2 separate regions of the Homo sapiens genome follow, and region 2 is linked to region 1. A link is a contact called in ENCODE Hi-C or POLR2A ChIA-PET data. All regions are on one chromosome and are shown on one strand. Each heading gives the region's core, a stretch centred on a gene start or an enhancer-like site at or near the end of the contact. The rest is flanking DNA. Distances are from core to core; before and after follow the strand shown. Region 1 holds the start of SNX29 (sorting nexin 29). Region 2 overlaps SNX29 (sorting nexin 29).

Region 1 (2,683 bases), core at 1-2,500:
CCTGAGTGGAAGACAACGGCCAGGACGGCTGGATGCAGGGATCCTCAGAAACAATTCCACAGTGAGGGGAAAACAGGCACTAGGAGGATAGGCGGGGCTTCCTAAATAAATCCAGATCCCAGAGTGGCTGGACAGTCAGGGGAGAGCTGAGAGGCTTCCCTGAGTCACTCCCATCTCCACATACAACACCCAGGAATGACTTAGCACCAAAACACCAATAAGACTCCTCAGAGGAAAGGAGGGTAGAGTCAAGGGACTAAACTTCAGAAAACATTGAGGACGAGCTGCCCACACCCACCTCCCTCTCACTTCCAGCATCCCCATCAACACCACCCCCTCGATGGTGAGAGGAAGAAGTTTGGACTGGGAAGAAGAAGGACGAAGTGACGGTCCCCAGATGGGCTGGGCACGGGACAAGAAGGGAAGGGCTGCAGGACAAGGCAAGAGAGATCTTAAATGATAATGATGAGCCAGGATAAGACATGGACAAGGATGGAATATGCAAGGATCATCGAAATGTAAAAGCCAGGACCGGAGAGGGAAGCCGAGTGGGTAACTGGGAAGAACTGGTGATGGGAAGAGCAAAGCACTGGGAACAGGGGTGGGAGGGATGAGAGGGATGGGGAAGACAAACGGGTTGCAGAATTGAGCTCCTCTGGGGACCAGAAGCTCCTGGGACACGGGGGTACTGGGGTCAGCAAACTAACTGTCCAGAAAGACTATGCCTGTGTGGAAACTGCAGGGACTGGAGACCAGGGGCCTGGGTAGCGGGGATGACTGGGGATGGGGGACCTGGAACTGGAGCTGGGACGCAGCGGGTCTAGGAGTTAGGAGAGACTGAGACCTGGGAGGTCTCAGAACTGGGGGTCTGGACACTAGGCAAGGGGATCGCAGGACTGGAACAACTGGGGACAGGGGTTTAGGAGCTGGTTTTTATGGATGGACAGGAGTCAGGAGACCAGGAGTGCCCCGCCACGGGAGATCAGAGACCCGCAGGTGAGCAGGGGCCACGAGCCGGGAGTCCTGGGGGCCAGGGGTCTGGAAAAGGGAGCGACTGGGAGGGGGTCTGCGAGGGAGCGGGGCGCGAGGACGCAGGGGCCGGAGTGTGCAGCTGGAGCGGCGGGAGCCGGGGCGGCCGGGGCAGGTGACAGCGGCGGGGCCGCCACTCACCGCTCATGGTGCCTCTCCCCGGGCCGGTGCCTGCGCCGCGCCGCCGCCGCTGCCGCTTCTGCGGCTGCCGAGCTCCAGACAGGCCGGGAGACAGGAGCCCCGCCCCGGCCGCCCCGCCCCGGAAGTAGAGCCTGGCCGCCGACGAGGCCCCGCCCGCCGACCCGGAACGTAAACCGCGGCGCAGATCCAAGTCGCCGGACCCGGTGTGGAGAGCGGTGCTGAGGCTACGCGGGCTGGAGACTCAGGGTAAACCCGAGACCCCGCGAGGAGGCGTCGCTGTCCCCAAGTGCCCAAGACGCCTCCCCTGCCTTCCTGAGGTTCCCACGAGTGATGGGGCGACTTCGTCCCAGAGAGGGATGCGAGCGGGAAAGGAAATAAAAATAGAGGAACGGGACAAAGCGTGGGCACAGGCGGATGGGCAATCCCGGAGGGCCTCTCTAAGGAGGCGACTTCTGAGCCCAGACCTGGATGATGAGAGGAACCCAGTCCGGGAAGATCCCCAGGGAAAGTGTTCCATAAGGAGGGGCAATTGCAAGGCCCCTGCCTGGAGGGGTTGACAGGAGCGAGGGGATGAGTGAGAAAATAGGCCTGGTGCGGTGGCTCACGCCTGTAATCCCAACACTTTGGGAGGCCGAGGCGAGCGGATCACCTGAGGTCAGGAGTTCGAGAGGGTGAGTGAGAAAAGGAGATTGAGGAGGTGGAGGGAGGGCCTTGCAGGCCAGAGGAAGGAGTTTGGGCTTTTCTGCCTAATTCTAGGAAGGTCCCAGCACTTGGGAGGGCGGAGGCAGGCGGATCGCTTGAGGCCAGCAGTTCAAGAGCAGCCTGGGCAACGTAGCGAGACGCCGTTCTCTACCAAAGAAAAAAAGGACTCAAGCAGAGGAGTGATACGATCTGAATTAGGTTTTAAGATATGGCTCCTAGGCCGGACGCGGTGACTCATGCCTGTAATCCCAAGGCATGATTGGGAGGCCAAGGTGGGTGAATCACCTGAGGTCAGAAGTTCGATTCCAGCCTGGCCAACATAGTGAAACCCCATCTCTACTAAAAATACAAAAATTAGCCAGGCATGGTGGCGTGCGCCTGTAGTCCCAGCTACTGGGGAGGCTGAAACAGGAGAATTGCTTGAACCCGGGAGGCAGAGGTTTCAGTGAGCCGAGATCCCACCACTGCACTCCAGCCTGGGTGACAGAGTGAGACTCCCTCTCAACAACAACAACAACAAAAATGGCTCTTCCTGGGATGAGAATGAATTATAATGGGGGCAGGGTGGAGAAAGAGCAGGTGGTTAAGGAGTTATTGCAGTTGTCCAGGCAAGACATGGTGCCTGTCTACAGTGGTGGCAGTGGAGATAGAAAAGGTGATGGATTGGCCGGGCGCGGTGGCTCACGCCTGTAATCCCAGCACTTTGGGAGGCCGAGGCGGGCGGATCACGAGGTCAGGAGATCGAGACCATCCCGGCTAAAACGGTGAAACCCCGTCTCTACTAAAAATACAAAAAATTAGCCGGGCGTAG
Region 2 (7,140 bases), core at 2,986-5,485, 430 kb before region 1:
CTTCTTGCTAAACTAGTGAGACTGGTGACGGTCAGCTCAATGTCAAGTTTGGCTCCCACTGGTTCTGCAGGTTTGGCACATGCTGGGCATATAGCAGAACCTTGATCAACAGCTTTGGGACGAATAAAGGCTTTATACTGGAAGGGAAATTTTAAAAATTCTTCCTATTTGGAAAGATAAAGCAGAAAGAGGACAGCAGTGACACATATGTCCAGCAGGAAGGGGAGAGCATTTTGCCTTTGGCTTTCTGTTTTCACCTACATCAGGCTTTCCTGGGAGCCCTGAGCATTCCAGGAACAGCTAGGGGTTCATGTGCTATGATCCTCAGAACGCCGGGGTGGAAAGCTCTCAAGGAGAGACACAGCAAGAACAAGGGCAAGTGCTCCCCTGGTCTGGCTTGGCCTGCAACACAGGAGCCCACACTGGCTGGGATGAAACTCACAAATCAAACAGCAAACGGCTGCCTCAGTCCACGGCCGGCTCTCCTGTCTACCTGGTATACAACAGGTGTGACAGGAAGGACCAGGTGTGAGCAAGAGAGAAATGCTTCAGCCTTAGAACGGGTCCTTCTCTCCCCTAAATTTGGAATGGTATCTGCTAAGGCAGAGGCTTCTCAGAGCCCACATCACTGCAGCTGCAGTTCCCATTTCTGTACTCGGTCCAACCATTTCATCTTTCTCTACTTAATGAATTCTTCCCTCTCTGCATAGCTACACAGGAAGCAAGCATAAAGACAGAGCTGTGGGTAAAAGAGAACTTGAGGGCCCAAGGGGTAAGCTATCTTAAGAGAGGATGAAAAGGAAGAGCTGAGAAACGCAAAGCCTGAAGTCCAAAAACATCACCATCCTCCAAACCACCTGAAGCTCATGCAGCCTGCCAAGATGCCGTGATCTATTATTAATATAAAAATAATACGCTTTCCCTGCATTACATATATAAATATGCTTAGCTGGATTAAACCTTTAAAAGTCCCCAGAGGCCAGGCACAGTGGCTTGCACCTGTAATCCCAGCACTTTGGGAGGCCCAAGTGGGAAGATCACTTGAGACCAGGAGTTACAGACCAGCCTAGGCAGCACAGTGAGACCCTGTCTCTTCAAAAATATGGGCATTGTGGTACATGCCTACAGTTCCAGATACTTAGGAGGCTGAGGCAGGAGGATTGCTTGACCTGGAAATTCAAGGCTGAAATGAGCCATGATTGTGCCACTGCACCCCAGCCTGAGTGACAAAGCGAGACCCTGTCTCCAACAAAGTAATAATAATAACCACTCAGGCTATGTGATTTTGTTCTGCAGGATGGGAGATGGGAAGAGTTCAGATACTGAACAAGTTTTCCTGGGATACCAACATTCCTCAGGCCAAGACAACACCCTGTGGCCTCTAGGAAACAGAACTTATTCTAGAAGAAAAAAACGCGGCCAGGCGCAGTGGCTCACACCTATAATCCCAGCACTTTGGGAGGTCGAGGCAGGTGGATCACGAGGTCAGAAGATCAAGACCACCCTGGCTAACACAGCGAAACCCTGTCTCTACTAAAACTACAAAAAATTAGCCAGGCGTGGTGATGGGTGCCTGTACTCCCAGCTACTCAGGAGGCTGAGGCAGGAGAATCACTTGAACCCGGGAGGTGGAGCTTGCAGTGAACCGAGATTGCGCTACTGCACTCCAGCCTGGGTGACAGAGCGAGACTCCCTCTCAGAAAAAAACAAAACAAAACAACAACAAAAAAAACGCTTTGCTGAAACAAAGCAACCCTCTTTACAAAGAAGATCTAATCGGTTCTGTTGCGCAAATGAAATATTGTACAACAGCCAGCATTTGTGGTCGCTAGACGCAAAGGCTGAAATTTATCCCACATGGAAGACTGATTCCAAATGTACTTACACTGAAGGTATTTTTCAAAGGGAAAGACCTAAGATCTCAGGTAAGTACACTGATGTATTACTTCATACCAATCTGATGGCTGTAATAGTTGAAGAAAACAAATAGGTGAGCTTTTTTAAGGCCTAACATACCTTTAGAGACACTTGAGTGGGATATTAAGACAGTGAATCTCATTGAGACCATCCTGGCTAACACGGTGAAACACCGTCTCTACTAAAAATACAAAAAAATTAGCCAGGCGTGGTGACAGGCACCTGTAGTCCCAGCTACTCGGGAGGCTGAGGCAGGAGAATGGCATGAACCCGGGAGGTGGAGCTTGCAGTGAACCAAGATTGCGCCACTTCACTCCAGCCTGGGTAACAGAGCGAGACTCCGTCTCAAAAAAAAAAAAAAAAAAAAAAAAAGACAGTGAATCTCAAACCCGTTTGGAGTCAGGGAATTTGGGGAATAAGATCAAACATCTGCAAAGGTATAAACTAGAAATTAATTAACAACAAATTTAACTCTGTCATATGGAAGTGCCAGAAAAATCAAACCAAAATGTGTGTTAACAAGAGAAAGAGAAAAACCCAGCAAAACAAGGTACTGGATTGAGTTTAATTTTGTTTTCCATTTTATTTGACACTCCTTAATCATTTTGTCTCCGGCTAGTGCCTGCCAGCAGCCACGCATCAGCACAGCCTACCGTGTAAGAAGTACTCACGGATGAAAAACTTAAAATCAGGAACTCTCCAGATATTACTTTGTCCTGAAAAGTAGTCAAATGCCGCCATTTCTTATTTTCAGTGGCATAACACACCTCAGCTCCCTCTCAGGACACAGGAACACAAACTTTTTGCAATAATTTGCATTCAACCTTGGCAATGCACAGCACTTCTTGCTAGAATCCTCTGTGCCAAATATAATTCCAGATTTTTCCACAATAGAAGTAGTGGGGGCTCTGTGACTGCACATAGCAGGGGAATTACCTTAATTTCTTTGGCATGTAGGATGACATTTTATTTCCTTTAGAAGTTTTGTTCCTGTCCCCCAGGCTGGAGTGCAATGGCGCAATCTTGGCTCACTGCAACCTCCGCCTCCCAGGTTTAAGTGAGTCTCCTGCCTCAGCCTCTCGAGTGGCTGGGATTACAGCGTGTGCCACCATGCCCAGCTAATTTTTGTATTTTTAGTAGAGATGGGGTTTCACCATGTTGACCAGGCTGGTCTTGAACTCCTGACCTCAGGTGATCCACCCGCCTTGGCTTCCCAAAGTGCTGGGATTACAGGCATGGGCCACTGCACCTGGCCGGAGGACTTTTTCAAGCAGCCACCCCGAGGCAGGTTCTGGGACCCTGACATTGCTCAAACAAGATGTCCTGAGATACTGGACGGCCACAGAAGTTATTGTGGACCAGCAACTGCTCTGACAACTTTCCAAAGCAAACCATCTCAGCCTGGCTCTTGGATGTGGAGGGCTTGCTGGATAATGTGTGCACCACAGTGGACCCAGAGAGGTCCTATGGAAAAGTCCTGGCTTGGCTGCAGGCCTGCCCTTAGCCTACCATCTCAGGGGTGTAGGTGGCTGCCCATGCAGGTGAGATCTTCGTTGAGCTGGGCCTTGCCTTTTGGAATGAGGGTGACTGTCCCAGCTGCTTCTAGTTTTTTTTTTGTTTGTTTGTTTGTTTTTTTGAGAAGGGTCCTGCTCTGCCACCCAGGCCGGAGTGGCAGTGGCATTATAACAGCTCAGTGCAATCTCAAACTCCTGGGCTCAGGCAATCCTCCTGCCTCAGCCTCCCCAGTAGCTGGGACTGTAAGTATGCACCACCATGCCCAGTTAATTTTTACATTCTTTTGGAGAGACAGGGTCTCACTGTGTTGCGTAGGCTGAAATACAGGGGCTATTCACAGATGCAATCGTAGCTCCCTGCAGGCTCAAACTGCTGGGCTCAAGCAATTCTCCTATCTCAGCCTCTGGAGCTGCTGGGACTACAGGCACATGCCATCATGCACAGCTGCTTTTAGGATTTTTAAAGAGCTTGATTCAGCCCTCCTTCAGTAACACAGAATCTCTAAAGACCAGGACCTTGTCAGAGACTGCTTTGGGGGCTGAAAAACATGTCAGTAAATGAGATGCTTCTCTGTGCCTTTGATTCTTCACCTATAAAATGGGGTAAGAGTTTCTTACCCCACAGGATGGCTACAAGGATTGAATGAGCTATTACACAACACACAAACCAGTGAGAGGTGGCTACTAATTATTATACTGGTATTTGTTAATCACAGTCTATCTGTTCCTTTATAGTGCTACCCAAATATCAATCATTCATAGAGCATCATGCTAAACTTTGGACTGTTTTCACGATTGTTTATTTAGTAGCTTTCTTTAAGCTGACTCATTTCCTTTTTACCTAAAATATATTTTAAAGGGGGACTGTACATCACCATGGTAAATGGAAAAATAGAATTCTGTGACATAACTAGGAGGCAAATGTAAAAATGAATACAGAAAAAAAAAAAACAATCTAATTAACCTTAAGCTTGTCACCTGCCAAAGGCAATGACCCCAGCCTTGCTGTTTTTCCTAAGAAAGATCAGAGGGACATGAGAGGTAAGAGAGTGACACAGAGACTTCCTCTTCCAAGGAGCTGGAAGCCATGAAGGGCTGAAAAAGCGGGGGCCCTTCTCCCCGCAGGATGTGGCCTTTCATGGCCAGTGTGGTCCTTCTAAATCCTGACTTGGCACATACACCACCATCTTGCCATCCCACACGCTAGGAGAGCTTGTTCCAAGGCAGCCGCCCTGCAGACCTCTGTGTGTGGGGTAAATGTTCCAGATCTGTGCTGTCCAGAACAGGAGCCATCAGCCACGTCTGGCTGCTCAGCATGTGAAATGTGGTGCAACTGAGGAGCCGAATCTTTCATTTTCTTTCTTTCTTTTTGAGACAGAGTCTCGCTCTGTCGCCCAGGCTTGAGTGTAGTGGCGCGATCTCAGCTCACTGCAACCTCTGCCTCCCAGGTTCAAGCGATTGTCCTGTCTCAGCCTCCCAAGTAGCTGGGATTACAGGCATGCAACAGCAACGCTCAGCTAATTTTTGTATTTTTAGTAGAGATGGGGTTTCACCATGTTGGCCAGGATGGTCTTGAACTCCTGACCTCAAGTGATCCACCCATCTCGGCCTCCCAAAGTGCTGGGATTATAGGCATGAGCCATTTTAATTGATATAAATCTCATTTTAATTAATATAAATCTCAAGAGCCACACATGGCTAGGAGCTCTGGTACAGACAGCGCAGCTCCAGTACCAGGGAGCACCGCTCTCCTGAGAAAGCTACATGTCTTGGCTCTCCAGTCGAATTTATGTTCACTTTGGGGTTATGCCCTTGGTTTCCTTCAAGGGAAATCTTAAGAAAACCAGACAGTGGCTGTCACGGGAATGTAGATGGGGATTGTCTACTCTATCCTTTTTTATTGTTTAATCTCAAATCCTGTGTGGAAATTTCTTTTACAGCTTCTTTTAAAGAATTAACATATTTTCTTATCATTAGCAACAGAATTATCCAAATAACCACATTTCCCTTTCACAATGGCTGCCAGGAAGCCCACAGGAAATTCATAAATCAATGAGTGCAACTGTGTAGAATCTCATGACACATATATATGCTTTCCGCTTTTTCCTTTTAAACCCTTAGTTTACATTTTCATTGACCCTGATGTATTTTTTTTAACCTCTCTTTTATCATTCTTTTTTAGACGTTTCTCTAGAAATTATGTCAAATCTTTTGTGGAATTAAATAGCATACTTGTTTTCTTTTTTTGAGGCAGAGTCTCATTCTTGTCACCCAGTCTGGAGTGCAATGGTGCGATCTCGGCTCACTGCAATCTCTGCCTCCTGGGTTCAAGCCGTTCTCCTGCCTCAGCCTCCCAAGTAGCTGGGATTACAGGCGCCCACCACCACGCCTGGCTAATTTGTATTTTTAGTAGAGATGGGGTTTCACTATGTTGGCCAGGCTGGTCTCAAACTACTGATCTCAGGCGATCCACCCGCCTCAGCCTCCCAAAGTGCTGGGATTACAGGCGTGAGCCACCATGCTTGGCCAGCATACTTTTTTAATTCTAAAATAAGTACTCTTCAACAGTACCAGTATTTTAAATGAGTCACCTTCTATGCAATATCATTTATATAAAGTAAAAACATGGCAATAAAGGATTTCTAAAATGCTTCCAAACACATGCTCTGATTTTGCTCTGCAGGCACCAATCAGAAGCATCATTTGCTAAAAAGAGAAAAATAATTGCATGCAAGAGACACCACTTCACACACCCCAGCATCAGGAAGGCTGCAGAAGGCCAAAGGCGTGGAGTGAAGTTGCTCCCAGCGATGCAGAGCGGCCAGGCCTGAGGCTGGCTGGAAGCAGGGCTGAACCCATGAGAGCTTCACACCGTAAAGGACGGGGAGAGAGTGGCTTCACTGCCACAGTGGCCACTGTGGAAACAATCTCCCAGGCAACGGCATATTTGCTAAGGTCCGTCTCAATTCATAGCTTTCAGGAGCTAAAAATTGCCAAGTTGCTTCATGGGGTAAACAGGGGGAAAAGTCAAAACTGAAAGGTCAAGGAAACCTCTCAAGTGATAACATGTTTTAATTTTGCTCTAAAATAGAGCTGTCTGCTGTACTTTTTTCATCCTCCAGGCTGCACCTTCCAGCTCTCTGATGACCACAATGCAGAACTTGAAGGGTCAAATAAGAAAGTTGGGTTTGTGGGGGACAAAAGGAGAAACAAAGAGAAGAGGATTTTTGAAAATCCATAATATCTAATTCTCCCTTTAAACCGGAGCTGGGAACAACATGAACACTCAAGATTCTCCTATGACTGTTGCCCAGCTGAAGGTGTCAAACTAAAACAAACTTCTCATGCCAAAGTCTAGCTCATCTGTCCCTAAGATTTCCAGTAAGATGTGCATATTATGCTTAGACCTGAGACCAAGCACAGCGGTCATTTGGGAAGGTGAGAAATGAATAGAGTGTCTACTGCAGGCCAGGTATTTCTAATCTCAAAACAGTTTTACAAGATAGATTACTGTCTCCATTTTACAGCTGAAGAAACTAAGACTCATCTAAGGTCACAGGATTTAAACCAGGGATTCCGCTTTCAAGTTCAGTGTCCTTTCTTCAACACCCCACTCTTTGGGGAAAAATATCTTAATAGACAAGAAAATTTCTTCAATAAGTCAATTTCTCACTAAGAAAAATGGCAACAAAATCCAAGGGTTTGCAGA

Evidence for each region. A loop is a pair of places that touch in the nucleus more often than their neighbours do. ChIA-PET counts read pairs that join two places held with the same protein, here RNA polymerase II (POLR2A). Pooled maps may share reads with other maps.
Region 2: a loop to region 1 is called in a pooled map, with 2.0 times the contacts of the local background. The contact joins the enhancer-like site here to the promoter of SNX29 in region 1. A Hi-C loop is called at or near these places in 1 of 37 single-sample maps with no recorded cell type and 2 of 50 pooled maps. POLR2A ChIA-PET finds 5 or more read pairs at or near these places in 1 of 52 experiments (GM10248).

The regions. Positions count from the first base shown.
Region 1 is chr16:11,975,301-11,977,983 of GRCh38, reverse strand. SNX29 (sorting nexin 29) reads right to left here and starts at 1,250. Exons shown (of 21, transcript NM_032167.5): 1 at 1,171-1,250. The coding sequence starts at 1,177. It also overlaps a transcript of NPIPB2 not described here. RefSeq lists a silencer at 981-1,440 and an enhancer at 1,935-2,586.
Region 2 is chr16:12,404,571-12,411,710 of GRCh38, reverse strand. All of the region lies in intron 18 of SNX29 (sorting nexin 29), which reads right to left. Among named protein-coding and RNA genes, the nearest start is that of SNX29-AS2, 36 kb to the right of the region's middle. RefSeq lists enhancers at 4,540-4,669, 6,196-6,295. Within about 2 kb of position 4,235, at least 3 of the 41 ENCODE cell types and tissues checked have a DNase peak (open chromatin) inside an H3K27ac peak, as active enhancers do.